6 separate regions of the Mus musculus genome follow, and regions 2, 3, 4, 5 and 6 are each linked to region 1. The links are chromatin loops, found by intact Hi-C in ENCODE. Cell type or tissue: heart. All regions are shown on one strand. Region 1 holds the start of Hook3 (hook microtubule tethering protein 3). Region 2 holds the start of Tacc1 (transforming, acidic coiled-coil containing protein 1). Region 3 holds the start of Ddhd2 (DDHD domain containing 2). Region 4 holds the start of Bag4 (BCL2-associated athanogene 4). Region 5 overlaps Hook3 (hook microtubule tethering protein 3). Region 6 holds the start of Fnta (farnesyltransferase, CAAX box, alpha).

Region 1 (5,000 bases):
ATCTAGCACTACCTCCTCAGCCCAAGATTTTTCGAATCTATGAAACGATCGATTACATGTGATCATCAAGCAGTAGTCGATAAAAGGATCATTTTAAAAAATTTAATGCTGCCAGCGGTGGTAAGCCTTTGATCCCAGCAATCAGGAGGCAGAGGCAGGCAGATCTCTGAGTTTGAGGCCAGCCGGGTCTGCAGAGCAGGTTCCAGAATTGCCAGGGCTACACACACACACACACACACACACACACACACACACACAGCCAACCACGCAAGCAAAACAAAACAAAAACTCAATGTTTTTTTGAAATCCTAAAAGCTCAGCGAGAAAACCAACTTCAAATGGGAAAGAAGTCCCCAGGAACTGAAGAAAAAAAAAAAAAAAGTGAAGGTGTGCCCTGGGAAGATAACTTCTTCCCAGGCACTGCTAATCAAAGACTGCATGATCTGGTGGTTATGCATACCTTTGAATCCAAGATTCTCCTAGGACTCCAAAGCATATATCTTGTATCTTGTTGTCTTGGAAACGCCAATATCTTTGCATTAAGGTCGACTGTTTATTATAGCATTATTCTTAGACGCCCTAAGCTGGAACAAAGTGCACATCAATAGTAGAACGGGTACAAGGCTGTAGTCACACAATAGGATATTAGACAATCATGGGATTTTTGCAGATAATTTAATATTATTTAAAAGCCAAAGCCACAATACATATCCATTCATAAAAGTTCAAAATCAAACAAAGGAAAATTATACTACATGCATAGTCATCTGGTTAAAAAGCTAAAAGGGAAAGCTTTTAAAATAAAGTAAGTGCCTATCACAAAAATCAGATTAGAGATGGTATGGATGGAAGAACTCTTGGGAATGTGGCAATTCATTTTATTAATATTCCTCAAACATGTACTGCTACGCACTGTTCTGCATGCGACTTAAAAACGTATATGAAACCTTCTACAAGGCTTGTATTAAAAAAAAAAAATCGAAAGTCGGGCAAGGATGCACCTCAATGAAGCCAACTCCTAGCACAAGAAGCAGGCCTTAGGAACAGCAAGGGTCCTTACGCACTGGGGAACTGGCGTCCACCCTCTGTCACTTTGGGTAAAGTTTTTTGTGGGAGAAGGGGGCTCCAAGGAGGAACGCCGGGCTCCCCACAGCCGGGCCAAACCGGCCCCCAGCCTCCGAGACGCGCCCACGTCAGCCGTTCCACCTTCGCCCGGAGGGAGACTCTGGGCAGGCTCCGGCGACTCAGGGAAGGCTGCGCTCCGGCTTCCGGAGGGAAGCGGTGGGCGCGGAGCCTACCCTCGCGCGGTCCCGCAGCTCCCCCCACCGCCACCGCGCCGAGTCCCGCAGTCCGCGGGTCCCCGGCCCGCCCGTGCGGGGGCGTGGCCTGGCACACGCCCGCGGCCGGAGAGGGGGGCGCGTACCTCGTCGCGGCCGAGGAACTACCGGGCCAGTCGGCGGGTCGGCATAGAGCTCATTTCCGGGGACTACCTAGCTACTCCTCCCGTGCAAACTACAGGCGGCTTCTTAAGCCAGAGCGCCGGCGTCAGCGCACGCGCAGTGCGGAGCCCCGGCGAGGGTGAGCGGACTGGAGAGACACACAGACCGGCCGCCACCGCAGGGCCCGGCCGGGGCGCGCGCCCGCGGGCCTTGGACTGGCTCTGGGAGCGCGCCTCTAGGGGCGGGGCTGAGCGAGCGCGAGCGTGCGCAGTGGCCCTCGGACCTCGGGACTCGCGCTACGCGGCGCGGCGGGGCGCGGCGCTCGCGCAAGAGGGCGTGGGCTGGCGGCGCCGGGTGCGCGCAAGGGAGTGCGCGGCCCCGAGCGAGGGAAGGAGGGGCTGGTGACAGTGCGGAGCGATTGCCAGCGTCCGCGCCCCGGGAGCGGACGGACGGAAGAGAAGGTCCGCCAGACGCCCGGTCTGCTGCCTGACCCCTTCGGACTCAAACCCCGAGCCGAGCGGCCGCGGCTTCTGGTTGGTTGAAGGGAGACGCTGCGGCCACCCCAGGAAGATGTTTAACGTGGAGTCTGTGGAGCGGGTGGAGCTGTGCGAGAGCCTGCTCACTTGGGTACGTGGTGGGCAGCGGGCCGGTGGGAAAGCTCCGCCACCTTTTCGCGGACACCGGTGCTCGTCCCGGGGGGCGAACGCCCCGGGGCGACCTGCCGTCACATCCGGGGCTTGGGACGGGCGGAGCTGAGTAGCCGGTGCGGCCGCGTCTACACCCGCGGCCGGGTCAGGGTCAGCAGGGAGAGGCCGGGCTCAGGCAGGCTGGGCCCAGGGTCCAGGAGGAACTTGTCCGGCCTGAGATGTTGGCTGCTGTCCGAGAGGAAACCTGCCCGGTGGGGGCTAATGATGGGGTGCAGGCGACACTGTAATTAGGACTGTTTGCCTTGATGAGGCGCTGGCGTTTCGCTCCCAAGCTCCCAGTGATCCAAAGCGTTGGTTCTGCCTGGGCGCCCGGTAGAGGCAGTCGGGACCCCCTAGTTAAGCGATGCTGCTCGCCTTTGTTGTAGCGTTCAGCCAGGATGGAGTGTAGCCCCTTGAGGGATGGATGAAGCCCTGCCCATTGGAAAATAGTACATTGGCAGGGTGGATAGACAAAACATGAAGAATCACTCAGAGGCAAAACATTTAAAACGCGAGATGCATTTTGACTGTTATAAACGATGTGATGGTACCTATAAAAGGAACCAACGATAAAAATGTTGAACTGGAAAAATTGAGGGATTTCGTAATGGAACTGAAACACATTTTTAAAGCACCATGAGATTCTAATTTGGAATTGATGAGGGTTAAGGTTATCGAATTTTCAAGTAAACATGCAGGATTTTGTCAATAGTCATGGCTTAAACGGCCCTTTTCATTAGCTGGACAGTTAACCGTGTTTGTTTCTGGTTTTCATATGCTGGTTGGAGGTAGGTCCAGGCATATATGCAGAGCCATGGGATAAACCAGGAACATTCATTTTACTTACTGCTAGAAATGTTAGCTGTCCTTTTTAGAAGAACCCAGATACATTTACAGTGGCTATTGTGATACATGTTAATTTTGTTTGCTTATTGGGGGAGATGGTAGTATTTGGGCCTCCTGCATTTTAAGGGAAGGCTCTACCACTAAGCTGTTCATCTCCTGGTCTTAGTCACTTTAAAGGTAAAATGCAAATAGCAAAAAATTCTACTGAACAGTGCCTTAGGTTAGAGGTTCAGATCTCTGGAAGGTAACCATCACTGTTTTGTGCAGGAACACTGCCGAGAAGTTTGAGAACTGTTAACTTAGGTCGGTTGTAATAAATGTAAGAAAAGTAGAATCTACAGATGTGTGTGCATTTGAGATAGGATCTTGCTATGTGGCCCATTTTGACCTCAAACTATGATCTTGAATTTGTAGCAGTCTGCCTGCATCACTACACCCAGCTTGAAGTTTTGTTTTTGTTTTTGTTTTTTTATAAACTGGGTATGTCATTAATCTGATTGTGCCCTTTGAAGCAGCCTTTATACAATGGAGACCTTTATGGTTTGGTTTTGTGTTAGATCATTCTTGTAATTTCAGATCACTGGAAATAGTGCATAGTTAACATGCTCTGTAAGTTCCAACTTCAAGCCTGAAGCTAGACTTCACTGCTATGCTTCAGATAGAGAACGGCGATAGGTGACACGACAGAGCTACACCTCAGCCAAGTTTCAAATTATTCTTTAAACCAGGAAGACTTTTGAAAGGATGGGAAATGTTTCGTGCCCTGTCAGTATATAACAAGCTAGCCCAACAGAATATGCTTAAACATTAAACCTTATCCCCTCTTCCTTCCCCCTGAAGCAAGATGTATTCCTACCTGATAGGGTAAACAAAACAAAACACAAAAACCTATGGCATTACATCTGTCAGTCCCCTTTTAAAAAAATTCCCCCTTGTGTAACTGATGTGTGCACATGGGCACAGTTGGCAGCATATGCATATGAAGGTCAGTGGTCAGCTTTTTGGAATTGATGCCCTCTCCATGTTTTCCAAGCAACGAACTCAGGTCACAGGTCACCAGATCGGTGTGTAAGCACCCTCTCCTGCTCAGCCATTCCAACAGCCTGTTTGCTTTTTAACAATGATCATTTTATATTTATTTGTGTGGGGATATATGCACACATAAATGGATATGTGCACACACAGCCCTTTTGTGGAGGGCATTGAATAACTTAGAGGAGTCAGTTCTCTCTATTTGGGCTCTATTTTTTAATTTGAGAATTTCTTTCGTGTGTGGGTGTGTGGTTTGGGCAGGTTTACCGCCTCTTCTCAATACCACTTGTCCCTCCCAAGTTCATACACACTCTTTCTTTTTTCTTTTTAACCTATTGAATCCATTTAGTGTTGCCAGTATTTATGTGGGTAGATCTGTCTTCTGGAGCAGGGATAATCTACTAGGGACTGCCCCCCAGGAGAAAACAGACTGACCCCTCCAGCCTCCGGTAGCTTCTCAGCAAAATGACCTCTTCTCCATTCATTCTAGAATTTTGGCTGACTTGCTCTTCTGCAGATCCTGGGCATACAGCCTCAGCATAGCCCACTGTGGATTCTTACGTATACCATCCCTGTCATATCCAGAAAACACTTATATGCAGCACTCCACACCTTCTGGTTCTTAGAGTCTTTCTGCCCCCTCTTCTGCAGTGCTCTCTGGAGTCTTAAGAGAAAGGGTTGTGATATAGATGTGCCGTTAGCATTGAACACACTCCACAGTTTCTTATTCTCTGTACTGACCAGTTGTGAGTCTTCATATTAATTGCCCTTCTCTAGAGAAATAAGCTTCTCTGGTTATTGGGAGGATTGGGAGCTGAGCTATTCAGTGGGTATAAAAGTGACTATTTAGAAGGCAGTTTGATACTATGTCCATCTAGCAAAGAACTAGTAGGTTCTCTCCTAGGGTCTATGACCTACCCAGCATGTCTTCTTGGCCCAGTTAACAACACAAAGCATGGTTCTGTCTTGTAGGGTGGGCCTTAGATCCAATCAGAAA
Region 2 (5,000 bases), 920 kb after region 1:
TCAGGCAGTCAGCATTTATTTGCTCAGTTTATTCTTATTTATTTATTTCAGTGTATGTCTGCTTTGCCTGCCCATATGTATGTATGTATACCCGAGAGCAGATGCTTGGTGCCCTTGTAGGCCAGTAGAAGCTCAAAGCTAGAGTTGAGAAGGGTTGTAAGTCGCCTTATAGGTGGCCGGAACTCAAACTGGGTCCCATGCAACATCAGTTAGTGCTTTCAACTGCTGAGCCATCTCTCTCCAACCCTTACTCGATTTTATTTAACCTTTATCAAAGAGACCCATTTTACAGACACTTCTGTAGCTTTGATTCACTGCAAAATACACATCTGACCTGGCCACCATTTGTGGAAATGCTTCAGTAAGAGATTTTTAGTTATGTTAGTGGGAATTGAACGAAGAGCCCCACTCATGTTTGAGTACCTGTTATACACACAGGGCTACATCTACAGGGAGTTATATTTTAGATTTTCATGTTATATTAATCTGTAACCTCTGGGAAGGGCAACAAGCAGTGGAAAAGAAAAAAAGGCTGGTTTCTCAGCTTAAGATCATTTCCAAAACAACTAGGATTCGGTTGACTACTTAGCTAGGTATATGCATTCTGTTCAGGGAAGCCAAGGATAGCAGCAATGTCATGGTCTGCCGTCTCTAGAATCAAAGGGAAATGGACTCATGAGACTTACTGGACTCCTGTAACACACACAGAAGGCCTTGGAATGAGATACTTTGTTGCTGTTTACTCTAAGCCCAGACTTGTACAAGATAGGTGGTTTAGACACTTGGGCATCTGTTTCTCTTGTCTCAAGCTGTTGCTGCCGGGAGTCAGGCTTTATCACTCAGGCCATCCCTGGAGCTGGTTCTGCCTTTTGCTCCTTCAAGACAGGGCTGCCTCAGAAGCTTAGCCAAACTTGGAAAGACAAATGGAGACTGGTATGTTCATTTTTATAATTTACTGAATGTCTATTGAGTGTGTTCTCTTGTCCCAGGTCTCTGCAGAAGCAAATATATATATATATATATAAACGTGACATGGTCTCTGGCCTTTGGAATTTTATGGTCCAAAAGTAGACATGTTGCCCATGTTCTGCTAAGTGTAGGGTGACCTTGTATCAGGAGACAGTCTTGGCTTATGTCTGTTGTTCTGGTGTCATTACTAACAATGCACCTTTTCACTTAGTTTTAGAACTAAGTGAGACAGAATGGTCTGTATGAATATTCATGTATAAAGGGGGTAGAAAGTGTAGATAGACCAGTTGGTTTCCCCGCAGTAGTCACTGAGTTGAGTGACGAGAGAAGTTTGACCAGCCAAGGCCAGAGGTCTTTCGGGGAAACTTGGAGTTCAGATGGGAGAAGAGGTGTATTTCAGGAACGCAGAAAACCCTGCAGGCAAAGAGAGAGTGAGTTCTGGAATTAAGAGCCATGGTCGACTTACGTTAAGTATTGTTTGCCAAGTCTGCCCTTTGACAATGCCCCGAGGCTGTCATTAGACTGTCTAGACACCCCTGTCCCTTTTCTCCTCTTCCTCTTGCTTCGGGGCTAGGAATGGAGTTCAGGGCCGGGAGCCCTGCTGGAGATGCTGCCCCTTCTGGGGTACATCCCCAGTGTGGACTTGTGTTTGTACCATCTCTTAGGTGTTCTTGGGCATATCAAGGTTATATCTGGGTCTCTGCTGCTGATGGTTTGGGAAGCAGGATTAACCAGGCAGAGAAAGCCCTGAGGGACAAACTGTAATTCCGAGAAGTTCTGGAGTGCAGGAGCTATGCAAGGCACACGAGGATCGGGAGGAGGGAAAAAGAGGGTAGCAGTCTCGAGGAGGAGGAATGATCAAGCCCAGGTAAGGACTTACATGGGTACTATTTTCAAGCTACAGGGGTTTCTAATCTGAAGATTTGCTTGATCATAAACCCAAGACAACGACAGTTGGATAGTCTTGGCATAGTTCTTGTAGACCTAAAACAAAATGACTTCCGCTCACATTTTTAAAAAAAAAGTCTTTCAACACTTTTGACAGTCGTGTTTATCTCAGGCAAGAAGCAGTAATGGGCTCTAAAGTATACTCCTGCCTTTTTTTTTTTTTTATTATGGTAGGATACCTGCCAAGCCTTATCTTACATGTTTGCTTGTCTTTGTTATGAAGTGTATAAGACATTTGTGATTCATCTGCAGTACACGACGTGGTGCCAGCTTCTTTCAGGGTAAGCTCATGAGCATCCTGAAAATCTTCGCCTGACTTTGTTCTGAATTTTGGAGGCACACTCTCTGTGGGAATTGTAGCCACCTCACAGATTCTCTGAGACTGAGAAATGTCAGTATTATGGAAAACACACTGATGAGCTAATGGTCTCAAACTTGGCTTTGGAGGAAATGAATTCACTGGGAGAGAGGACCTGGGGCAGTCTCTTAGTGGAATCCTTCAAAGATAAAGGGGGGAAAATTCTTCTCTTCACCTTCAGAGGTAAAAGCCTTATTCTGAAGACTGTCACCAGATCTTGATGGCTCTGTACTGAAGAAGCAAAGGACATCAGAAACCAAGGACCCAGGAATTATCTGAAAAAAGCCTAAAGTTATGAAAAGAAAGAACAACAGGAAACGGCTCAGGCCGTCTTATCAGGGGGCAATTTTGCATCTATCCCAGGTCAGGGCACTCCGGAGCCCTCATGAGTGTGGCTTGGTGAGGGCAAGACAACTTCAATTCTTCTGTAACCTGGGAGCCTTCCAAATCCTGGGCGTAACAAGGATGGCGCTGACCAGTGTCAAGGATCGGGTACAACACTCTACAGAGGTTCTGAGTTGTTTTGTTTTTAAATAAGGGGCTTAACTTCTGTACAGCGCAGCTTCAGCCACGCCATTAAGTCCTAGCGGCAGGAAACACAGATAAAAGGGGAAGAGGAACAGCGCCGCGGCGCGCACACGCTCGGAAATGGACGGCGGCGGCGCGCGGCGCGCGGCAGGCGCGGATCCCGCGGGGAGGGCGAGCGCGGTCGAGCAGCCCCTGCCCAAGGCCGGGCGCGACCAGCGCGGCGGGGGGAGCGCGCTTCCAAGCGGCCGCCCCCGCGCGCCGCGCCAGTAGTTCGGTCCGAGGGGGCGGCTCCAGGGGCGCGGCTCCGCGGCGGCCGAGGCTGCTCCAGGCGGGAGCGGACCCCAGAGCCCAGCGACGCGGAGCAGGGCTGGCGGGGGAAGAAGCGGGCGGGCGAGCGGGCACGCGCGGGGGCGAGCTTCGGCGCGGCGGCCCGGAGGAGCGGGGGCGAGCGGCGCTGCGGGGCCGTGGGAGGAAGCGCTGCGCCCGGCCCGACGGCGCTCGTTGAGCCACATCCGCGGGTCGCCGGCGACGTTGCCGGCGCCTGTCAAGGCCCCTCCATTTTGAAGGAAGAGGCCGCCGTTCCCCCACCGCAGGGGCGGCAGCCGCGCTCATGGCGTTCAGTCCCTGGCAGATCCTGTCGCCCGTGCAGTGGGCCAAGTGGACGTGGTCCGCGGTGCGCGGTTCGGGCGCCGGAGAGGACGAAGCCGGAGGTCCCGAGGGCGACCCCGAGGAGGAAGAGGACTCGCAAGCCGAGACCAAATCCCTGAGTTTCAGGCAAGTACACCGCATCCCAGCCGAGATGCAGGCGGGCGCCATCCTCCCACCGCGGTCAATGCTGTGTGCGCGCAACCGTGTTCCCGGCTCTGCTGCCCGCAGCCGGGTCCCCGCTGTGTACCCGAAAGTTCGGGATGTTCTGTCTGCCCGTGTGCTTTTCGTCCTCTGTCTTCGCTGTAAGCTTTCTGAACCCAGCCCCGAATCCGCAGTCTGCGCATCCCGGTTTGCCTGGGTCGCTTTCTCGAAGCGTCGACACCCCGGCTCCGACGCAGCGGCACCGGGTAGTGGCAGTTGATAAGGCCAGGTGCGATTTGTAGCGTTTTCCCCTTGTGGGCAAGAAGTCGCTCCACCGCCCTTCTTGGCCCCGCAGTGTCCTAAAATGCAGCCTTGGTAAAAGAGGATCGCGTGATGACAGGTCCCTGGCAGCTGGTGAGAAATGGTGGTCTCTGCTGAGCTGTCACACGTGTGATTGTGGAAGGCAGGTGACGGCATTTTCAGCTTCCAGTGACTTCCAGACAGGTAGAGGCCTACGGAGAAGAACAGTATAGCTAGAATTGGCTTAGTTTGGGGGGTGGGGCGATATTAATTTTTACGCCCCTGGAAAGGGTTGATTGGGAAGTCTTTTTGTGTGTGTGTCTGTGCGTGTGAAAGGCAGCGATGACAAAAAAAAAAAAAAAAAAAAAAAAAAAAAAAAAAAAAAGGTCCTGGTGAGAAGCTTCAGAGGACGAAAGAGATTTCGGGGAGCTAGGATGCTGGGCATCGCTGAAAATGCTGCAGCCGTTCTCAGGCTGGGTTGAGGATTGGTTGGTTGTAAAGTTAGAGGCGCTGTACTTGCACTTTGGTGGCTGAGTACGTTTTAAAGGCAGTTGGAAATACCGTTGACTGTGGTAATGCCTCGTTTTTCCCCCTCGGCAGCTCGGATTCTGAAGGTAATTTTGAGACTCCTGAAGCTGAAACTCCAATCAGATCGCCTCTCAAGGAGTCTTGTGATTCATCACCGGGATTGGCAGAACCCGAGGCCAAACCCCAAGGTAACAAAACTTGAGTTTTCTACCTTTTTGGTTTTAACTTAAAAAAGAAAAAGAAAAAGAAAAATTTAAAAAGGATGTGTGCGTGCCCTGAGGACCACTTCAGACAGGATGAACTGGCTCCTTGCTGATTTGGATTTGTTTTTGTAACATAAACGTTTTGATCATCTGATGATCCAAAGCTTGCTTTATTCTCTGACTAGAGACTGTATGAGGTCATTTTTTTTCCCCCAGCCACTCCTGTTAGACTTCCTTCTAAACCCCGAATAAGTAAAAAAACGTAGCAATGGCTGGTCTGGTTATGTTTTAGATTTGGCCTCAAAGATTTCAGAGACTAGTTGTTTTCTACAAGGGTGTGGCTAGACACCAAATTATAGGTAAGAGTTGATTTTTGA
Region 3 (5,000 bases), 360 kb after region 1:
GTGGTTAGGAACACATGCTCAGGAAAAGGACTGTGTGGGTTTAATTCCCATAACCCACACCAGGGAGTTCACAACCACCTGTGACTCTCTAGCCTTTGTGGGCACCCAGATATACACAGAGACATACAACTAAAAACAATGAAATAGTGAAAAAAACCCGAAATAAATATTTAACAAAAAGATTTATACGCAAAGAGTAGCTAGAAAACCTAAGTGAACTCTTATTAATGAGAGCTATTATAAATATTTGCCTAAAACTAGCTACTTCCTGGGCCTTTGGATGAACCTAATTTATTCTGTTTGAGGCAGTGTGTTTCTCAAAGTACAGATCCAAACTACTTGCATCTAAATCTCACGGAGCATTTATTTAAAATACAGATGCTAAATACACATACACAGCAGATTCTTCCGTCCTGCCAAAGACCCCCTGAAAAGAGGATTTCGGATACACACCTGCGTATTTGATTACTGTCAATGTATGTAGTGTCTGACTCTTTTATAGCATCCACTAAGATAAAGTTCTCTGTTATCTCCCTTGGTAGGACTATGAACTACTACTATTCATGGTAGATAGTGTGCTAACTACTTTTGTGTTCGAAGTTCAGAGCAGGCACATGGAGTGACCAGAGTTCATAAAGAGGGCCCCTGGATGATGGAGATTTTGGAGCTGCTTCCAAGAGTAACAAAAGCAAAACCACTTTCATGAGGATCACAGTTCAAGGGCCACGGCCATCTTTAGCTACATAATGAGTCTGAGGCCTGCCTGGGATACCTAAGCTACTAGCTCAAAAGACAATGAAAATCGGCTTTACAACTAAAGCAATAACAAAACTCACAAGTCCAAGGTAGATATATTCTAATGATATACTTTGTTTTTTTTTTAAAGATTTATTTATTTATTATATGTAAGTAAACTGTAGCTGTCTTCAGACACTCCAGAAGAGGGAGTCAGATCTCGTTAAGGATGGTTGTGAGCCACCATGTGGTTGCTGGGATTTGAACTCTGGACCTTCAGAAGAGCAGTCGGGTGCTCTTACCCACTGAGCCATCTCACCAGCCCCCTAATGATATATTTTGATGGGTTATGAAAAAAACCGTTATGTTTTCAGATTCCAAACTGCACCCTAAGAAGCCGCATCATTCTGGGGGCTCCGTGTGTAGCGCAGGAGGCTAGCACACCCAAGGCTCTGAAGTTGATCTCTGGCACTGCAGAATAAAAAGTAAGGTCTAAGGCTTGAAGAGCTGACCCGACAGAGCATCTGTTGCTCTTGCATGGGAAGGATTTGGCTCCCAGAACCAGAGTTACCATCACCTGAAACTCCAGTTCCAGGGGATCTGCTGCCTCCTGACCTCCACAGGCACCAGACACACACATTATATACACACATAGTAAAATAAATCTAAAATGTTTTAAAATATCAGTGTTAAGGACACCCTGCTCCTGCCCCCCAAATGGGGGGAGGGTTTCCAGTGTGGCCTAGCGTGACTGCACGCACAATCCCTTGGGACAAGGCATGAGTTTGATTCCCAGGACCCCTACAGTGAAAGGAGAGCTGATACCTGAAAGTTATTCTCTGAATTCTACACATGAAGCAGCACATACATGACACACACACACACACTGCATTGGCTGGTTTTGTGTGTCAACTTGACATAGGCTGGAGTTGTCACAGAGAGAGTAGCCTCCCTTGAGGAAATGCCTCAGTGAGATCCAGCTGTAAGGCATTTTCTCAATTAGTGATCAAGGGGGAAAGGCCCCTTGTGGGTGGGACCATCCCTGGCGGGTAGTCTTGGGTTCTATAAGAGAGCAGGCTGAGCAAGCCAGGTGAGGCAAGCCAGTAAAGAACATCCCACCATGGCCTCTGCATCAGCTCCTGCTTCCTGACCTGCTTGGGTTCCAGTCCTGACTTCCTTTGGTGATGAACAGCAATGTGGAAATGTAAGCTGAATAAACCCTTTCCTCCCCAACTTGCTTTTTCGTCATGATGTTTGTGCAGGAACAGAAACCCTAACACACACACACAGACAAATATATAAATGTAGTAATTTTTAAAGGTCGGAGACCAATATGGGGCTTCATAGCAAGGCCATCACAAAACAACAACAAAAAAAATCACACAAAAAATGGTGTTACATTAACGTGCAGATATTGGTGTGTAGGTGTTGACTTGCAGAGACTATGTGGTTTTTTTAAAAAAAAAAAAAGTCCACGTTTTGTTCCTTCTCAGTTTCTGGGGGAAAAAAAAAATCTCGAAGCCTTGTCTTATAATCAAGTTAGAAACCAGCAAAGCCTCTTGTCTTTCCTTCCCGTGGCACCTGCTAGTCAGGCGCTCCAGCGACAATCCGCATCTCTAGCCCTGCCAGTCTCCAGAGCGCTGGGCTTACGTGAATAGCCACCGCCATCACCCTACATCAACTAGGTCAAAAACAAAAAACAAAAAAGCCAACAAACAAAAACCTCATTTGCTGCCTCTTACAGCATCCGTATTCTGTCAGACTCACCTCTTAGGCTTTAGGGATAACTTTGACAGCCTCTCAATCCAAATAGAGGGAGGGAATGGAGGACAGACAGACAGACAGAGCCTTCAGTCACCCCAGTCCTGCCCACCGGGGTTGCCGGGACCCATGAGGGGTCAGAAGGTCCGATTTTCCTCCTTCAAAGCCTCAGCGCAGGCAAGGCCTCCCGTGCGTGTCCCCCACGCCCCTAGCGCGTGCCCGGCGCGTGCCCGGCGCCCGACGTCTGCCCGCAGGAGGAGCCAGGTCTCGCGCGAGTCCCCCAGTCCTCACCGCACATCTCGCGACACTTCGGAGGATCTTTCTGCGCCTCCGGCTCTCACCGGGAGCGCAGCCTCCGCGGGCGCACTGCTCTCCTCCGCTGGAGCGCTGAGGAGCCCGCGGTGTGGGGATTGGGGCGCGGCCGCAGGCTCCGCCCGTCCGCCCCGCCCGGCTTGGGAGGTAGGCTGCAGCGGCGATGTGGCCCGGGCTCCCTCCGCGAGGGCTGAGAGCGCGAGCGGCGGTGTGGACGAGCGAGTCCAGGTCCGCGCGGGAGCCTGGGCCGGGGCGAGCCGGGGGTGGAGAGGCTCCAGTGTGCACGGTATCCCGGGGCATCCGTGGACGGCTCGGCTGCTCTCCTAGATCCCGAACTCGGAGCCCCGAGCTGGCGGCGGGAGCAGGCCGAGGTCTCGGGAGGATAACGGGGAGGCCCGGGGAGTGTTGGTTCCTGAGCTGTGCGGTCCGACCGTGCCCGGTGCAGCGATGCCGCTCGTCCATCTCCCGTCCTGGGCTTTTGGGTTCTGCTTCTATGTCTGCAGCGCTAGTCCGCCGGGTGCTTTAGTGCTGGGGTCGGTGGGAACTCGCCCGACATCCATCGCCCCGGGGGCAGTTGAGGTCATTTGTCACTTTTCATCCGAAACTCTGGCTCTGCGTCTCGGTGGGTCGATGCGCAGCTATAGCCTGCAGGCAAAGTTTCTGTTTGGGCGTTAAATGTACCAGAGCCCGTATTGAAGCACACTGGGAGGATCAGCCAAAATGGTTCTTAAGCGATTAGTTCTGTTTTCTGTATAGTAAGATTCCAATAGTTATGTAAATGTGTGTGTAATTAGAAATGTACAATAGAGCCTGGGGCCTTAAACCTACCTGTTATTACTGTCTGACACACTAAATGGTTTGTAGTGTGCACACCTGGAGGTAGGAAATTTCCAGCCTTCGCTGGTGCTGCTACTTTTATTGTGAAAATTGTGGTAAAACACCCTGTTGCAATCAGTTTTGACCGTGTGTTTCTTGACATTTCTGGGTTTTCTAAAGAGCTTGTTGTATGATTAGACATTTTTTAGTTTTCTAAGGAGAATTGGAAGCTCAGTATAGAATGATGGAGCTGAACATTTTGTTTCTCTCCCCAAATAATTGTGTGTGTATAAAAATTATGTAGCTTTTAAATATTGCTGTTTTCAAGAACAGCTTCCAAAAATGGTTATTGAGCATATGAACATTACAGTGTTAATAGATGCAAAATAATTCTCCTGATAGTTTTTTTTATTTTGTCTTCTAGAGCGAAATGTCATCGGGGGAATCACACCAGGAGCAGCTGTCTCAGTCAGATCCGTCCCCATCCCCGAACTCTTGTAGTTCCTTCGAACTCATAGACATGGACGCCAGTAGTTCCTATGAACCCGTTTCTCCACATTGGTTTTATTGTAAGGTACTAGATTCCAAGGAGCTCTGGATTCCTTTCAACTCTGAGGATTCACAGCAGCTGGAAGACGCATATGGCTCTGGTAGGAAGAAACTGATGACTCTAATAAAAACTAACAAGTAATATCCTCTACTGTGATAGCCACTAACATGAAATTTCAGAATTACACCATTTTCATCCTTTTAAAACTGTATTAAATTTCTGCATAGTTATCAAGTATTTTTCTCTATTCTAGCTTGTGTTTGACTTTTTAGTCAGAAAGTTTGTGTGTAGAGTCGTCACATTGCAGACTGAGCTAACATGTCGCTTTTGTTCTCATGTAACAAAGTGTTAGTGAGGATATATCATAATTGCTATTAATTTGCCTTTAATCCAAGTAAAAACTTCAGAAAAAATCTATGTATGTATCTGTATGAGACTGTGAGTGTGTGTGTATAAGTGTGTATAAGAGGCATTATTGTCTTAGAAGAGGAAAAATGTTCAGCTAGTATTTGCTTTTTTCATTAAAATATAATTGGTTTGAAATACTAAAAATTACTCATGAAAAAAATATGAGCAAAAAAAAAGAAAAAGGATGAGTGAAAAAAAAAAAAACCTAGGAACCAAATTCTGTTTCTGATGTAGCCAAGTGGAGCCTGTGTACAGCTCCTGTGGCTGTTTTGGACTGTAACTTACAAGTGTATTTGGGAGAGTTGTTGTGACATAGTGGACTTCTTTTCTTTTTTGCAATTCTTGATAGGAAAAGATTGTAATGAGAGGATTGTTCCCACCGATGGGGGCAGATATGATGTTCATTTAGGGGAGCGGA
Region 4 (5,000 bases), 330 kb after region 1:
ATCTCTAAAAATTCATAGGAAAAAAGATACACATGAATATAAATAAATCTTTAAAAATATTACACCTTTGGGCTGGAGATGGCTCAGCGGTTAAGAGCACTGTCTGCTTTTCCAGAGGTCCTGAGTTCAATTCTCAGCAACCACATGGTGGCTCACAACCATCTGTAATGAGATCTGGTGCCCTCTTTTGATGTGTCTGAAGACAGCTACAAGATACTTATAGATACTAAATACATCTTTAAAAAAATTTATATATATATACATATCTTCAAGCCAAAGCTAGGCAAGGTGGCCCATGTCTTTAACCCCAGAATTTTTGTTTGTTTGTTTTTGGAGACAAGGCTTATCTGTGTAACAGCTCTGGTTGTCCTGGAACTCACTTCGTAGACCAGGCTGGCCTGGAACTCACAGTGATCTGCCTGCCTTTGCCTCCTGAGTACTGGGATTTGAGCCACCAATACACAGTAACCCCAGAATTTTACAAACAGAGACAGAAGGAATGCTATGATTTAAAGGGGCCAGCCTGGTGGCTGCCCTTTCAAAAATGAACCAAACCAATAAAAAAAAAAAGAACAAAACCCCAAAGCTTCTGACAGCAAAATCTAGACAAAGATGGTCAGCAGAGTCAAAGCTGCAGTGCACTGGGGTACTCAGGAAGGGATGCGAGTCTGATGGAGACACACCACTGAGCTATATCTGAGCTAGAAGACTCAAGCATAGCTGAACCAGGCATGATGGCACCTATCTTAAATCAGAGCAAGGGAGAGCAGAGGCAGGGGCATTCTAGGATAGCCAGGATCATGGAGAGATCCTGTCTCAACCCAAGAACAAACAAAACAAAAACAAGCAATAACAACAAAAACAACTCGAAAAAACCAAAAGGCCCCATAAAGACTGGGACAGACACGTTCTAAAGGTTGTATATCAAATGAAAGGGTCTGAGATCCACAAAGTCCAAGAAGGCTTGAGAACACAAGCGCGTTTAGTAAGATAGCAGACTTGTTGTTAGAAGCTTCGGTAATTCACGTATCTAAGGAAAGGTGAAGGCAAAAAGTTCCACTAAGAGTATTTCATCACACTTCATAGATAGGCTTATAAAGTAGTGTATATGTGTATGCAGCTATAATACACATATAAATATATATTAATATCTATACCTGTAATATATGAGCAAACTTTAATATGTTTATCCCAGTCTATATAATCACAGCTGCTCTCTAATTTGCAAACTCACACAAAACATTTTTACTTGTTTGAAGTTGTAAATCATTTTGCTTTTGAAAAGTCACAGTATTAAAATGATTTTAAAATGCTGATTATAGACCTGAGAGATGGCTCAGTGCTAAAGAGTATTGTCTGGTCTTCCAGAGGACCCAGTACCCTCTTCTGTTCTCTCCAGCACCAGGCAAGCTCGCAATGCACATACATACATGCTCATATACAGCGGTTTTTTTTTTTTGTTTGTTTGTTTGTTTTTTTAATGCTGCTTTAAAAGTTATATTCATCCCAGCACTTGGGAGGCAAAGGCAGGAAGATTTCTGAGTTCCAGGCCAGCCTGGTGTACAAGGTGAGTTCCAGATCAGCCAGGGCTATACAGAGAAACCCTGTCTCGAAAAACCAAAAAAAAAAAAAAGTTATATTCAAGGAATCATACACAGGTAAGAATTCGGGGCGGGGGAATGAAAGTGGAGGCTGGAGAGATGGTTCAGAAGAGCACGTGTTGCTCTTGCAGAAGATCTGAGTTCCTTTCTCAGCACCCACACTGTGACTCTGTAACTCGGTCCATAACTCCAATTCCAGAGGATCCCAAGAAGAGAAAGTCATCTGGCTTCGTGGATACCAATATGCCCGTGGTTTAATTACATGTAGACGAGACATAAATACACAATAAATTAAACCTTTTAAAACCGAAATTGTAACCTCTTTATTTTTACAGGACTAACCTCCTTTTAGTAAAAGCAAAACTGTCAAACAGAAAAGAGTAAGTTTGAAGTGACTTAGCATTCGCAGAAAATCCCGTTATTACGTCCGGCACCTGTCTCTACAACTTTAATCTGAAAGTGCTAATGACCCTTACAGAAAAAGGAGAGTGCTAGTGGCTATACAACAGAAAGCCTACGTTCTCTGCTAATTAAATTCAACTGCTGTTGTCGGGTCTGGTGAGTCCTTTCTAGAAGCAATCTCCATCCATTCACTGTCAAACGCCTTACGAGGGGCGCAGCATCCGACTTGGGAACGCGAAGTGGCTCAGGCGACTTCCTTCGCGTGCTCTGCCCTTCACGTTCCCAAGTCGGATGCTGCGCCCCTCGGAAGGCGTTTCACAGCTTGGGGGGCGGGGGGCGGGGAGGTGTTACCCGCTCAAGGACAGAGAAGGCAGCTTGGGAAAAGGCTCCGTCCGAGGCTGTGAAGGCAGAACCACCCCGCCCGGGCCCAGAGATCACTCTCTGGGCCCTTGTCGAGGGACGCCCACTCGAAAAGGGGTCCCACACCAGGCTTCCCCCGAGGGAGAGGTTAGGTACTCACTGTCGATGTCCTCGATGAGGCTGGCGGTGCCGGGCATATAGTTCATGTTTGAGCTCTCGCAAGGCTGCACCGGACGGCCGCGAGGGCGTCCAGTCGCCCGTCGGCGGGACGCGGACGGGAACCGGCCGCTCACCTGCAGCTCAGACACCGCTAGTCGCCGGAAGCGTTTCAGGTGACCCCACCCACTTCCGGTATCGCCTGCCCGTCCGCCGAAAGAGGCGTGCCGGGCGTGTTGCCAGTCGGTGGCCGACCACGTTCTCTTCCCCTCCAGTCAGTGCAGTGAAGTCCAGGTCGGAAGGGCGGAGGATAGGCGTTTCCTCACGCGTGACGAGCGCTGCCCCTCGCCTCGCTTTCCCGACCCGAGGCCCGGATTGACCCGTACCGTCCATGACCGTTCCGCGCTCGGCGTGCAAGGGGCGGGACCGGCTCGGGATTGGCTGTAGCCGTCCTATCCCCCTCCGCCGCTCGCCAATAGCGGCCTCCCGCAGGCGCCTGCGCAATGGGACGGTCGTGGGGGGCGGGAAGCGCTTCGCGGCAGCGGAGCCCATGTCGGCCCTGAGGCGCTCGGGCTACGGCCCCAGTGACGGCCCTTCTTACGGCCGCTACTACGGGCCCGGGGGAGGCGATGTCCCGGTGCACGTACCTCCGCCCTTATACCCCCCTCTTCGTCCGGAGCCTCCCCAGCCTCCGGTTTCCTGGCGAGGGCGCGGGGGCGCCCCGGCCGAGACCACCTGGCCGGGCGAAGGCGCAGGTGGCGATGGCTACTACCCCTCGGGAGGCGCCTGGGCAGAAGCGAGCAGAGCCGGGGGAGGCCACCAGGTAAGCTTCGAAGTCTTTTCCGGGGCTCCAGTCGGGAAGTCTTGGGCAGAGGTGAGGACATTTGGGGGTTTTATACTTAGGGTCTGTTAGGACTCGGGTCTCTGATTTGTTCTTCTTTTGGGGACGGTGCAGAGACGAGGACCAGAGATGCGAGGGGAGCTAGGCTTGGGTTCCATTTGTCCCTTCGTTTTGTTTGTTTGTTTGTTTGTTTTTGCTTTTTTTTTTAACTTCAGCCATCATAAGTGTTCTTGTTAACCACGAAAAAAAAAAACGAAAAAATATTCTGCGCTGACTTCCTAAGCTTAGTAGCAGGCTGCAGGATCTCTTTCCCGAGAGCGTAGGTTAGCGTGATTGGGCTGTAACAATTTATCCTGCGTGGCTCGGGGAGCTGCAGCCCCAGCCCTTACTCAGCAGCCCCTCCCACGGGGAAGGGATCGAAACGGGGCGGGCTGATCACTTAGTTCCTTATCACTAAAGCTTTGCCTGGAATTGAATCAGGAGGGATCAATGTTGCAAAGTACCTTAATGTTCTATTTAATCATCGCAAGACTGCAAGACAGATGTTATTAATGCTTCCCAATTTTTGAATGGAGAAGGCTCTGAGAGACCGACTTGCTTAGTATGTTTGGACCTGTAACATTTTGTTGCTTGCATACATGCCAAAAGTGTGTTTCTATTTTATCTTCGTATGGGGCTATCATTCTAGGATGGTGGCACACATCTTTTGGCCTTTGTAACATTCTTACTTGCAGAAAATTAATTATAAAATTCTCACATATCCACGACGGGATTGTAAAATAGTACAGTGCTTTGGAAAATAGCTGGGTCGTTCCTAAAACTTCTGACAGAGAGTTAATTTATGATCTAGCAGGTCTACTTGTAAGTATACTCAAGAAATAGAAAACAAGGGCTGAAAAAACAAAAAACGACAAAAAAAAAGTCTGCTGGTGGTGGCGGCGCATGCCTTTGATCCCAACACTTGGGAGGCAGCCGGATTTCTGAGTTTGAGGCCAGCCTGGTCTACAAAGTGAGTTCCTGGACAGCCAGGGCTACACAGAGAAACCCTGTCTTGAAAAAAAAACAAAAAACAAAAAAACAAAACAAAACAAACAAAAAACAAGGGCTGGTGTGTTTAATCTCAGTACCCAGGAGGCTGAGGCAGACTAGCCAGCCTGGTTCACATGGACATAATGAGTTCCAGGACAGCCTGGACAACGTGGTGAGACCCTGTCTCAAAAAATGAACAACAACCACCACCACCACAACAAAGGAAAACATGTCCATATACTATTTAATACATCTTTTTAACATCATTAGTGATAATGGCCAAAAATTAGAAATAACTGGTACAGTTATCAACTGGTTGCTGGATTAACTAACATGGCTAACATTTTAGAACATAACATCTAGAAAGGTATGAATTGACCCCCCCCCTCCATCCCCACTCACATACTTGTTTCAACATGGAATGAACCTTAACTAGATCATGCTTGTTGGATGAAGTTAGTCAAAGGGTTGCATTTCATATTGTGTGATTCCATTTATGTGTAGTGCCCATAGGGAGCGATTCCTCCAGGCAGAAACATGGTGGGCTGCTAGGTTGGGGACTGGAAGGAAGAATTGCAAAACTGGGCTTTGAGGTGGTACAGTGTTCTGAA
Region 5 (5,000 bases), 59 kb after region 1:
TGTGAGGCCAGTGCTCCTCCCACTACCACCATGACTGCAAACAAAGGAAAATAAACGTTGATTGGAATTGGTTGGGAGAAGTTGAAACCATTATGCATTACAGGCAGGATGGGGCAATGTTATAGAAATAAGTTTGAAATGTTTTAAACATAAAGTTTACATGTGATTCACTAGTTCCTCTTCTAAGTACATTAATAAAAGGACTGAAAGTGGATACAATCAGATAATTGTGCACATATATATGCACATAGCATTATTCACAATTACTACTAAGTAGAAATAATGCGCATCCACCAACAGATTAAGTACAATAAATGCATACATTGGAATATTATCAGTAAAGAGAAGAAAGTTCTGCAGAAGTGCTGTAATATGGGCAAATCATCAACGTAACTGTGTTAACTAAGTAAAAAGCGACCAATGCACGGTTCTGCGTACATGTCTGCACAGGCCACCCATTGCCCCAGACAGATGAAAAGTAGAAGAGGGTTTACCCGGGAACTACAGGCAGGGAGAGCGCGTGCCCAGTGGTTATAGAATTTCTGTTTCAGTTCTTAAATAGTTGAAAACAGATAATGGTAGTAGTTGGATAACATTGAAATGCACTTAATGGTATGTATTATACCCTTAAAACTGTTATAACAATAAATTAATTTTGTAAGGCTACTAAAACTTGGTCTTTACTTGAGAAAATTAGTTGATTTTTGCCTAGTATCCACAGAGCCTGGTTCAAATACCAAAACCACAAAACAAATAACAACTCCCAACGCCCCCCCCAAAAAACAGAGGGTTTTTTTTGTTTGTTTTTGTTTTTTTAAGTGTTAAAATTCAGGGTAGTGCTTCCTGCAGACGCTGCATCTTAAGCAAAGGAGGTAGTTGTGCTTCCTTGACTTTGCCTCTCCTTGTGTTTGTAGGGTTAATGCCTCTGGGAAGCCAGGAATCTTCAGACAGCCTTGCAGCAGAGATTGTTACACCCGAAATCAGGTAAGGAGAATGGTAGTGGCAGTCACTCAGCACAATACCCTTGCAGAGCCCTTACTCTCCAGTGTACACAGAACTAGCTCCTCTTATTGACGTACATTTCAGCCTGAATCACTCAGCATTAAATTTCCATGTTTTAGGTATGTTAGAAGCTTTTTAAACTTGACTGGAGAACTAATTATTTTCACTTGGGTAAGACAGTCTTGCACACTACAAAAGAAAAATCACATATCCCACTCTTGGATCCTCTGAAGACAGCATGAAAATACCCAAGGCAAAGGCTTATCTTAGCCATCATCCAAATACATAATCCGTTACTAAGATCTGTCTATCACCCACTAGGACTGGTCTCATAAGGGTGTACTGCTGCAAACAACTCTGCCCTCAGTATTCCTCACCGTATATTTAGACCTAGCATCTTAGGGCTTTCGCGTCCTACAGTACATCCTAGCATTGTGTGTACAAATGGAAAGTGAGAGGAGGGGAACCAAGTGTACAGAAGGGGGTGATGAATCCTGCCCATTGCTGGGGGTTGTTCCCTCTCTCCATCCTGGAATCCTGACAGAGGCCATCAGCCCCTCCCCAGCCCTGTGATCTTTTACTTTTCACTTGTTTCTGAAAACAAGTGGATTATTTGAATGAATGCATCCTTATTCTTTGCAGTTATTTATATGTAAATGGATGATCCTTTCCCTCTGCAGCTGAGGAAGCCTGGTGGTGAGAGATTGTTAAGTTAGAAAGGAGCATTGACTCAGACCTGTTATTTTTTTCTGCATGTGATTAGCTATGACTTAAGTAGTCTCAATATCCTGAAGAGCTAATAGGAAAAATGAAACTGTAAGGTGATGAAAACTTTATGGCATATGTCGCGGACAGTGAGTTAACAGTTGATATTTTTCACCAATGTTAGAGTTTTGGAGGGACTAAAATCCTCAAACAATGTAAAAAGTAGGGAGAAAAATGTTTTGAAAAAAAGTAGCAGAATATGTAGAAATGTGCCCATCTTTTCACTGAAAATTCGTTTTTCTGGCAAAAAAAAAAAACTTAAGGAAATACCTAACAATATACACAAAGGTATTTTTACAAAGCAGATAACTATTAACATATTAAAAGCTTGCCAGGCCATGGTGGCACACATGATTAATCCTAGCACTTGAGAAGCAGAGGCAAGCAAATCTTTGTGAGTTCAAGGCCAACCTAGTCTGTAGAGATAGTTCCAAGACACCCAGGGCTACACAAAGAAATCCTGTCTTGACAAAAACAATTATTAAAATCTTGAAATAGGGCTTGAGAGATGGCTCAGTGGTTAAGAGCACTGACTGCTCTTCCAAAGGTCCTGAGTTCAAATCCCAGCAACCACATGGTGGCTCACAACCATCTGTAATGGGATCCGATGCCCTCTTCTGGTGTGTCTGAAGACAGCAACAGTGTGCTTACATTAAATAAATAAATAAATAAATAAATAAATAAATAAATAAATAAATCCTTTAAAAAATCTTGAAACAGATTATCTAAACAAATAATAATTAATTTATATATTTTAGTGCTCTGTCATTTAAATTTTTGAGATACAGTATTAAAAGATTGTGGAGTTTTAAGTGTAACTAGCAAGTAGCAGTTTCTCTTGAAAAACAAATATTTGTTTGTATGAATAAATACATAGAAGTAGAGGGTTTAGTTTCAGCAACAGTCATTTTACACTATACAGTTACAGTCATGTGTTCATAGTTTAAGTATATAAATAAGAAAGGAAATAGGGTTTGGAATTTTTTTCATCATTTGTCATCATACACAGAAACTGTTACTTCAGATTATACATTCTAGAAGGAGTTTAGTTCCTAAAGGCTATACCTTTTGCTTTTATTAAGGCACTGAATTTCTTACAGGCACTGAATTTTTCATTTGTATCCTGTGTTTTTATACTCTATATCATAATTGGCTCATGATTCATATAGTATCTTAATGAACCAGATAATCAGCTTTTATTTTTCTCTTTCAGGGAGAAACTTATTCGTCTTCAGCATGAGAATAAAATGTTAAAACTCAATCAAGAGGATTCAGACAATGAGAAAATTGCCTTATTGCAGAGCCTTCTAGATGATGCAAATCTACGCAAGAATGAGCTGGAGACGGAGAACAGGTAGAGTGCAGGTGGAGTGCAGAGGTGGAGAGCAGGTGCAGGGAGTGGCCAGCCACAGCTTCTTCCTGTGCCTTGGTTTGGTATTTTTCAAGAAAGGCTTGGGATTCATTTGTTGAGAATAATTACAACAGTTCTGATTTCCCCTCCCTCCTGCTCCCCCTCACCTTCAGGGCCTCCTCTTTCATTAATAGTTATTATATGCATACATGTGTATGATTACACATATATGGGCCTTAATATAACCTGGTTGCTTGTATGTATGTTTTTCAGGGCTGAACATTTGTCACTGTGCCAATTGGTGGCTCCTCCCTGAGGGGCCACCTCTCCCGCCCAGCTTACTTGGTTGCCTGTAGCTCTTTGTGGAAGCTGAGGCCTTGTGTGTGGGCTTTTCCCCGCCCACTTTGACATATCTATTGGTGACATCTTAGTTCAGCTATTATATTTCTTTCTAAGATTATTTGTTTGTTTGACCTGGGGTTTTAGTATAGAGTCCTGGCTAGTTGGGAACCCAGAGAACTGCCTGCCTCTGCTGGGATTAAAGGCCTGTACCACCATCCCTGGCTTTAAAAAAAATATGGAGAGGATTAAAAATATCTGATACAGTTGTACTTTTTCACATCAATTGCAGTTCACAGGCTAACGTTTGGAAGGGTCAGCTGGTGTGGAGTTGAACTGACAAAGTCTTTTTCCCTAATGTAAAAGGGCCTTAAAAGGAGTTATTTTGAAAATATAGAAAATGTCAGATTAACAAGAAAATTGCTTTTCTGCTTGTAAGTTTTCTGTCTTAGTGTTTCACAGTTTTTCAAAGTCAGTTACTGTAAAATTAGCTTCTTCTGATGGTTTACTTTATACTTCATCATGACTTTTCTTCCTTTTCCTTTTGGAAAACTTAACCTCCTCTCCCCTCCCATCCCCTCCCATCCCCTTTCCTCCTCCCCACTCCTGTTCTTATAGCCCTGGTTGTCCCAAAACTCTCTCTATAGAGCAGGCTGGCCTCAAACTCGGACTGCCTGCCTCTGCCTCTGCCTCTGCCTCTGATTCTCTGCCTCCGCCTCTCTGCCCCCGCCTCGCCCTCTGCCCCCGCCTCCCCCTCTGCCCCTCTGCCCCTCTGCCCCTGCCTCTGCCTCTGCCTCTAGGGTGCTGGGGTTAAAGGTGCACCACCACATCTGGCTTTCTTAACAGACAGACTTTCCCTTTTCTTTCTTTCTTTCTTTCTTTCTTTCTTTCTTTCTTTCTTTCTTTCTTTCTTTCTTTTTTCTTTTTGAGCTGACATGTTGTTGGTTTTTTTAATTAGATATTTTCTTTATTTACACTTCAAGTATTATCCCCTTTCCTAGTTTCCTCTCCGAAAATCCCCTATCCTCTCCCCCCTGCCCCTGCTCCCCAACCCACCCACTCCCACTTCCTGGCCCTGGCATTCCCCTATACTGGGGCATAGAACCTTCATAGAGACCTAGGGCCTCTCCCCCCATTGATGGCCAACTAGGCCATCCTCTGCTACATATGCAGCTAGAGCCATGAGTCTCTCCGTGTATTTTCTTTGATTGGTGGTTTAGTCCCAGGGAGCTCTAGGGTTGCTGGTTAGTTCATATTGTTGTTCCTCCTATGGGGCTGCAAACCCCTTTAGCTCCTTGGGTACTTTCTCTAGCTCCTTCATTGGGGACCCTGTGCTCCGTCTAATGGATGACTGTGAGCATCCACTTCTGTATTTGTCAGGCACTGGCAGAGCCTCTCAGGAGACAGCTATATCAGTCTCCTATTGAGCTGACATGTTTTTATTAAATTGTGCTCTTCATGCCTGTGTCATCAATGTGTCTGTCTCCCAAGATTTTAATTTCAAAATTTTTCAAGATTTACTGATTTCTGTTTTATGCATGTG
Region 6 (5,000 bases), 100 kb after region 1:
AGAGAGAACACTCAAGACTGGGTGTCTTCGTCAACGTCACTGCTGTGAAGAAACACCATGACCAAGACAACTCTTTAAAAGTAATACATTTATTTGGGGCTGGCTTACAGTTCAGAGATTTAGTCCATTATCGCCACAGCGTGTGCAGGCAAACATGGTCCTGGAGAGTAGCTGAGAGTGCAGGAAGGCAGCAGGAAGAGAGAGACACTTTGAAATCTCAAAGCCCACCCCCAAGTGGCATACTTCCAACAAGGTCACACTTCCTAATGAGACTATGGGGGTACATTTTCATTCAAACCATCTCATTGGGCCTGGTGTGAGATTTTTGAAATTTCAGTGCCCATCACCAGTGACATACCTCCAACAAAGCCGCACCTACTCCAACAAGGCCAGACCTCCTAATCCTTCCCAAACAGCTCCACCAACTGGGGAGGAAGCATTCAAACATGAGCCTCTGGAGGCCATTCTCATCCAAACTGCAGTGATCTATGAAAGATACTTCTTAACAATCATGCCGAGTAAGCCACTTACAAGTTTTAAGTCCTTTTTATTGATGTCAGACCAAGAGCAGGCTTATGCCTCTGAAATCTCTTGGTGCTCATGCTAGGGTTAGAGGGCTCTTAAAGACAGAAACCGCAAAGACTAGTTTACATCAACGTTAGATGGGAGTCAGTGTGATCTTAAAACATTTATTCCTGGCAGAGCATAGTAATTATTTTAGATATAACATGTCAATTATTTTTGACATTTCTAGTTATTTCAGTTTACTAATTACTTTGACTGATACATCTAGGCCATAGAAATCCCAAACATATTGTCAAGGCAGATGTGACCATTAGAGGGAGGAGGGTAGGGGGCTGAGAACTGTCTAAGCAAAGTAAAATGCAGTCAGGACAGGATAGCCTCCCCCTAGTCATCTCAGAGTCCCGGCTGCTGAGACCCCTCTCCCTCGGACTCCTGTGTGCCTGCTGGATCCTGTTAGATACGGACTGAGTGAGGGGAAGAGCTCCTTTGTTGTGGACACTTACCGAATACATTTCGAATAAACAGAACTTTCATCTGCACTGGAAAATACAAATCCATTCCACCCTAGTTCCCAACCTATGGAAGGTCTTAAGGGAGAATCCAGAGAACAAAGGGAATTTCTTTTAAGTTCCCCCAAAGGTGGGCTCCCTTCTGGCAGGTAAGTCTCAGTCTCTCTCTCTCTCTCTCTCTCTCTCTCTCTCTCTCTCTCTCTCTCTCTCTCTCTCTCTCTCTCTCTCTCTCTCTCTCTCTCTCTCTCTCTCTCTCTCACACACACACACACACACAAACCACAAGGTAATGAGTAAATAATATATCCACCTGCCTCTGCCTCTGCCCCTCTGCCTCTGCCTCTGCCCCTCTGCCTCTGCCTCTGCCTCTGCCCCTCTGCCTCTGCCCCTCTGCCTCTGCCCCTCTGCCTCTGCCTCTGCGCCTCTGCCTCTGCCCCTCTGCCTAAGTGCTGGGATTACAGGCATGTGCCACCACTGCCCAGCCAATACTAGCATTTCTAAATCCTGGGTTTGATCACTAGCACAGCTGCACTGAGAAACTCAGCACAGAAAAGTTGGTTTGACTGATAACACCTGTGGGCTATTAGGATGTGGGGAAACTTCAGCTAAGATCACATACCGACCTCTGTTGGAATCCCAAAAGTCCCTTTTCTACCCTATAAAACCTCCAAGGCCCATGACCATCCTTGGATTTTTTTCTAATTAAAGGACAGTATGCTTATAAAGACATTTGTCTCTTTTATTCCCACTTTGCCTCAATCGGTTCTGATTTAAGAACCTTCCCTAGAATATATGGTGACCAGACACTATGGTCTTTGCGCTGCTGCGAATGAACCTGGTGCCTATTGTATAGTAAATATTTGTTAATTGAATATATCTATTCTCTATATTTAGAAAGGAGTTCTGCACAGATCCAAATTTAATTCCAAAGACACCCCCCGGATTAATAAAATGCTGCTATTTTATTATAGGATTATATAAACGCCTAGCACTGAAAAACATGTAAAGTGTGAAAGAATGTAAAGACCCTTTTAAGGTTAAAGTGGAAGCCTGAGGGGGGAAAGAGGTGGCTGGCTGTGCACCGTTTGCAATTCTTCACACTCCTAAGATGGTCCAAAAGAAGGGGGCCGCTGGGGACTGGAGATGTAACTCAGTGGTAGAGCACATGCCTAGCATGTGCAAGTCTTCCGGTTCCATCCTAAGCGTTGAAAAAGAAACAAAAGCAAGGAAACAGAAAAGTTACCCAACAAAGGAAACAACAACTAATAACACTGCTTGCCAATTAGCACCTAAAGGCCTCTGAAAACCTGCATTCGGGAAGGGGGCCCTGGAAACACAGCAGCGAGGACAGTAGGTATTCAGGCCAGGCCTCCGGGCCGGGCCCTCTACCCCACGCCTCTATGGTAGGACCCGAGGAACCGGAAGTGGGCCTCGCCGGGGGCGGGGCGGGCCGCGGAGGGGGCGGGGCCTCCACCACCACCTCTGCTGCGGACGGAGGCGAGATGGCGGCCACCGAGGGGGTCGGGGAATCTGCGGCAGGCGGCGAGCCGGGACAGCCGGAGCAGCCGCCGCCCCCGCCTCCGCCGCCGCCAGCACAGCAGCCGCAGGAAGAAGAGATGGCGGCTGAGGCCGGGGAAGCGGCGGCGTCCCCTATGGACGACGGGTTTCTGAGCCTGGACTCGCCCACCTATGTCTTGTACAGGTAACGCCCTCCTGCGGGCCGCGGCGCCAGAGGCCCGGGGCTGAGTGCGAGCGACGACGACGCAGCTCGGCGGACGGGGGCGCCCTCCGAGTCCGCGCCGCGCAGCCCCGGGTGGCCGCAGGCTGCGGCGGCGCTCTTCTGAAGCTAGGGTGCGGTGACACTTCCGTGGTCCCGCAGTGCTGCCCTGCTGAGAGCCGTGCATCATCCGAAAGGCGCCCTTTTGACAGCTCGCTATGGGATAATGTCACTTAAGCGGCCAGATCTGCTCTTTACAAACACTGTCGGGCCTTTGCGTGCCTTCTGCTGCCTGGAGAGAACTTTCCTGCCTTTCCTTCATCTTGGCCACTGTGCACATCCCTTCTGTCTTCCTTTCCATGTCCCCTAGTTCCTTGTCAAAAAGTACTTACTGTTTTTTGTAGTTCTACCTAAACCCTTTAGGTGACTCATTTGCCAGGCTTTCAGGAATGAGTGAAAGGCATTATAGAGGTTTCTGCAGTTGGATGACTTGAGATTGGTTGTGGGGTCCCATAGCTTCAGAACTTTCCTCTGATTTATGAATTATGTTCTTCGGATGGCTGATTTCCGAAGAACTAAATGACCGTGTTTGCCGTGCCTCTCTCCAAACTATAGGATATATATATATACATATATACATACATATGTATATATATATATATATATAAAATTAGCAGGTCATTCTTTTCCCCATATTCTTACATAAGGGATGCAATTTCAAGGTTAACTGCGTACCACAAATGTCTGCTGTCAGTAACTGATTAGTATAGAGAAGAAGAAAAGAATGTAAGTCAAGGCTGGCCACACTGAGCAGTTCATGGAAGTCTCCAGAAGTGCCAGTTGTTGCAGTCATACTGTTGTTTTGAGACTGTTCCCTGGATTGTTAGCATGCATACAGTATGCTATGCAGGTTTTAAGTACTCAAAATTATTCCTTCTCAAAGTTGCCTTCCAAAGTTGACTGGTAACATTATCTTCATCTTATAAATGAAGAAACCAACATCCAGGCAGATTAATGACTTCACACAGGAAGTTGTAAAGCTAATATTCTGGCTTAGGCAACTGTCAGATTCCAGAGCCTTCTCTCCCTCATGCTAGGCAGGCATCTCCACATGCCAGGCCCTCCCTCTGCCTAACAAGTCCCTCTGTAGTGACAATAACTCATAATGCTTCCTTGGACTTTGGGGGGAGTGTTGAAGTATCACATGTAGGACTTTGCGCCTGTGTTCTACCTCCTGAGATACATCCCCAGTCCTAATTTGAGTTTAAAAGGTTAGTTCCTACTAAAATGCATGTTTAAAAAAAAAATACTAACTCCAGAATCTTACTAAGTAAATGGGGGAGGCTAATTTTTAAGTTAAACCTTGGATACTTTCTAGAAGACCACATTTTGCCACACCATAAATTTGAAATTGTTGATTTATTAACTTTTATTTTTTAAAAATAGGCGTTTTCAGCCAGTTGGTGGTGGTGCATACCTTTAGTCCCAGCACTCGGGAGGCAGGGGCAGGTGGATCTTTTGTGAGTTCAAAACCAGCCTGGTCCACAGAGCAAGTTCCAAGGCTACACAGAGAAAACCTTGTTTTCGAAAAACCAAAAAAAAAAAAAAAAAAAAAAAAAAAAAGAAAGAAAGAAAAGTATTTTACTGTATGTGTGTGTGTGCCTTGTGTATGTCCAACCATTAAGATCTCCATTTGATTGAATGATTATTACCAATTAAAAACAAACAGAAACAAAAAACAAAAAAGCACCAGAATTGTTTTTCGTCTAACATGTTTGCATATAATCATGGGGAACATGTCTGTTTTCAGGGACAGAGCAGAATGGGCTGATATAGACCCAGTGCCCCAGAATGACGGCCCTAACCCAGTGGTCCAGATCATCTACAGTGAAAAGTGTAAGTTTACATTTATTAGGAAAATAGCTAACAAAGTTGAAATTTACAACCATATAATAAGAAAAGTGAGAGATTTTTGTTTACTAAGAACCTGAATTACTTTGCTGAGTTAATATCTTCTTTGTCATTTATTTGTCTTTGTATTTTATTTAGGAGATGGAGATAGTCAAAGCAATGAATGTTACATTATAATACATACTAGCTATTGTATCATTGTGCTTTTAATTTGCATTTAAAGTATAACAGATGGATTACTGTTTTGTCTAAAATAAGCTTTAGTTGTTCAAGTACCATCATTTTAAAATGTATTTTAGCTGTGTAGTGCACGCCTCGGTTAAAATGTATGCAGTGAT

The links. Hi-C counts contacts between places; a loop is a spot of excess contacts. Peaks named below come from ENCODE experiments on the same cell type or tissue, not always from the same donor. Only the 100,000 strongest peaks of a DNase experiment are listed, where the experiment ranks them.
Region 2: a loop joins it to region 1, with 4 times the contacts of the local background. A loop is called at or near these places in 5 of 42 quality-filtered maps.
Region 3: a loop joins it to region 1, with 2.7 times the contacts of the local background. A loop is called at or near these places in 2 of 42 quality-filtered maps.
Region 4: a loop joins it to region 1, with 2.4 times the contacts of the local background. A loop is called at or near these places in 2 of 42 quality-filtered maps.
Region 5: a loop joins it to region 1, with 2.5 times the contacts of the local background. A loop is called at or near these places in 3 of 42 quality-filtered maps.
Region 6: a loop joins it to region 1, with 5 times the contacts of the local background. A loop is called at or near these places in 8 of 42 quality-filtered maps.

The regions. Positions count from the first base shown.
Region 1 is chr8:26,116,024-26,121,023 of GRCm38, reverse strand. Hook3 (hook microtubule tethering protein 3) reads left to right here and starts at 1,800. Exons shown (of 22, transcript NM_207659.3): 1 at 1,800-2,066. The coding sequence starts at 2,010. Rnf170 (ring finger protein 170) reads right to left here and starts at 1,656. Exons shown (of 8, transcript NM_029965.4): 1 at 1,424-1,656; 2 at 461-584. In heart, a CTCF peak has its summit at 2,413; DNase peaks (open chromatin) are centred at 1,613 and 2,223; H3K4me3 peaks cover 2,935 bases; H3K27ac peaks cover 2,477 bases.
Region 2 is chr8:25,199,699-25,204,698 of GRCm38, reverse strand. Tacc1 (transforming, acidic coiled-coil containing protein 1) reads left to right here and starts at 3,157. Exons shown (of 13, transcript NM_177089.5): 1 at 3,157-3,577; 2 at 4,493-4,608. The coding sequence starts at 3,414. In heart, a CTCF peak has its summit at 2,871; DNase peaks (open chromatin) are centred at 3,018 and 3,838; H3K4me3 peaks cover 2,569 bases; H3K27ac peaks cover 1,960 bases.
Region 3 is chr8:25,752,222-25,757,221 of GRCm38, reverse strand. It overlaps Ddhd2 (DDHD domain containing 2), which reads left to right and starts at 2,942. Exons shown (of 18, transcript NM_028102.1): 1 at 2,942-3,036; 2 at 4,049-4,274; 3 at 4,932-5,000. The coding sequence starts at 4,055. Gm17484 (predicted gene, 17484) reads right to left here and starts at 2,742. Exons shown (of 2, transcript NR_154462.1): 1 at 2,503-2,742. In heart, a CTCF peak has its summit at 2,848; a DNase peak (open chromatin) is centred at 2,801; H3K4me3 peaks cover 1,865 bases; H3K27ac peaks cover 1,527 bases.
Region 4 is chr8:25,783,241-25,788,240 of GRCm38, reverse strand. Bag4 (BCL2-associated athanogene 4) reads left to right here and starts at 3,032. Exons shown (of 5, transcript NM_026121.3): 1 at 3,032-3,342. The coding sequence starts at 3,070. It overlaps Lsm1 (LSM1 homolog, mRNA degradation associated), which reads right to left and starts at 2,650. Exons shown (of 4, transcript NM_026032.1): 1 at 2,524-2,650. The coding sequence starts at 2,569. In heart, no CTCF peak of the experiment used is centred here; a DNase peak (open chromatin) is centred at 2,950; H3K4me3 peaks cover 2,553 bases; H3K27ac peaks cover 1,937 bases.
Region 5 is chr8:26,057,361-26,062,360 of GRCm38, reverse strand. Hook3 (hook microtubule tethering protein 3) reads left to right here. Exons shown (of 22, transcript NM_207659.3): 14 at 915-984; 15 at 2,981-3,121. Among named protein-coding and RNA genes, the nearest start is that of 1700047A11Rik, 23 kb to the left of the region's middle. In heart, a CTCF peak has its summit at 2,393 (motif pointing left); no DNase peak of the experiment used is centred here.
Region 6 is chr8:26,013,117-26,018,116 of GRCm38, reverse strand. Fnta (farnesyltransferase, CAAX box, alpha) reads left to right here and starts at 2,507. Exons shown (of 9, transcript NM_008033.4): 1 at 2,507-2,736; 2 at 4,562-4,647. The coding sequence starts at 2,537. In heart, CTCF peaks have their summits at 2,623 and 2,823; a DNase peak (open chromatin) is centred at 2,476; H3K4me3 peaks cover 1,551 bases; H3K27ac peaks cover 1,253 bases.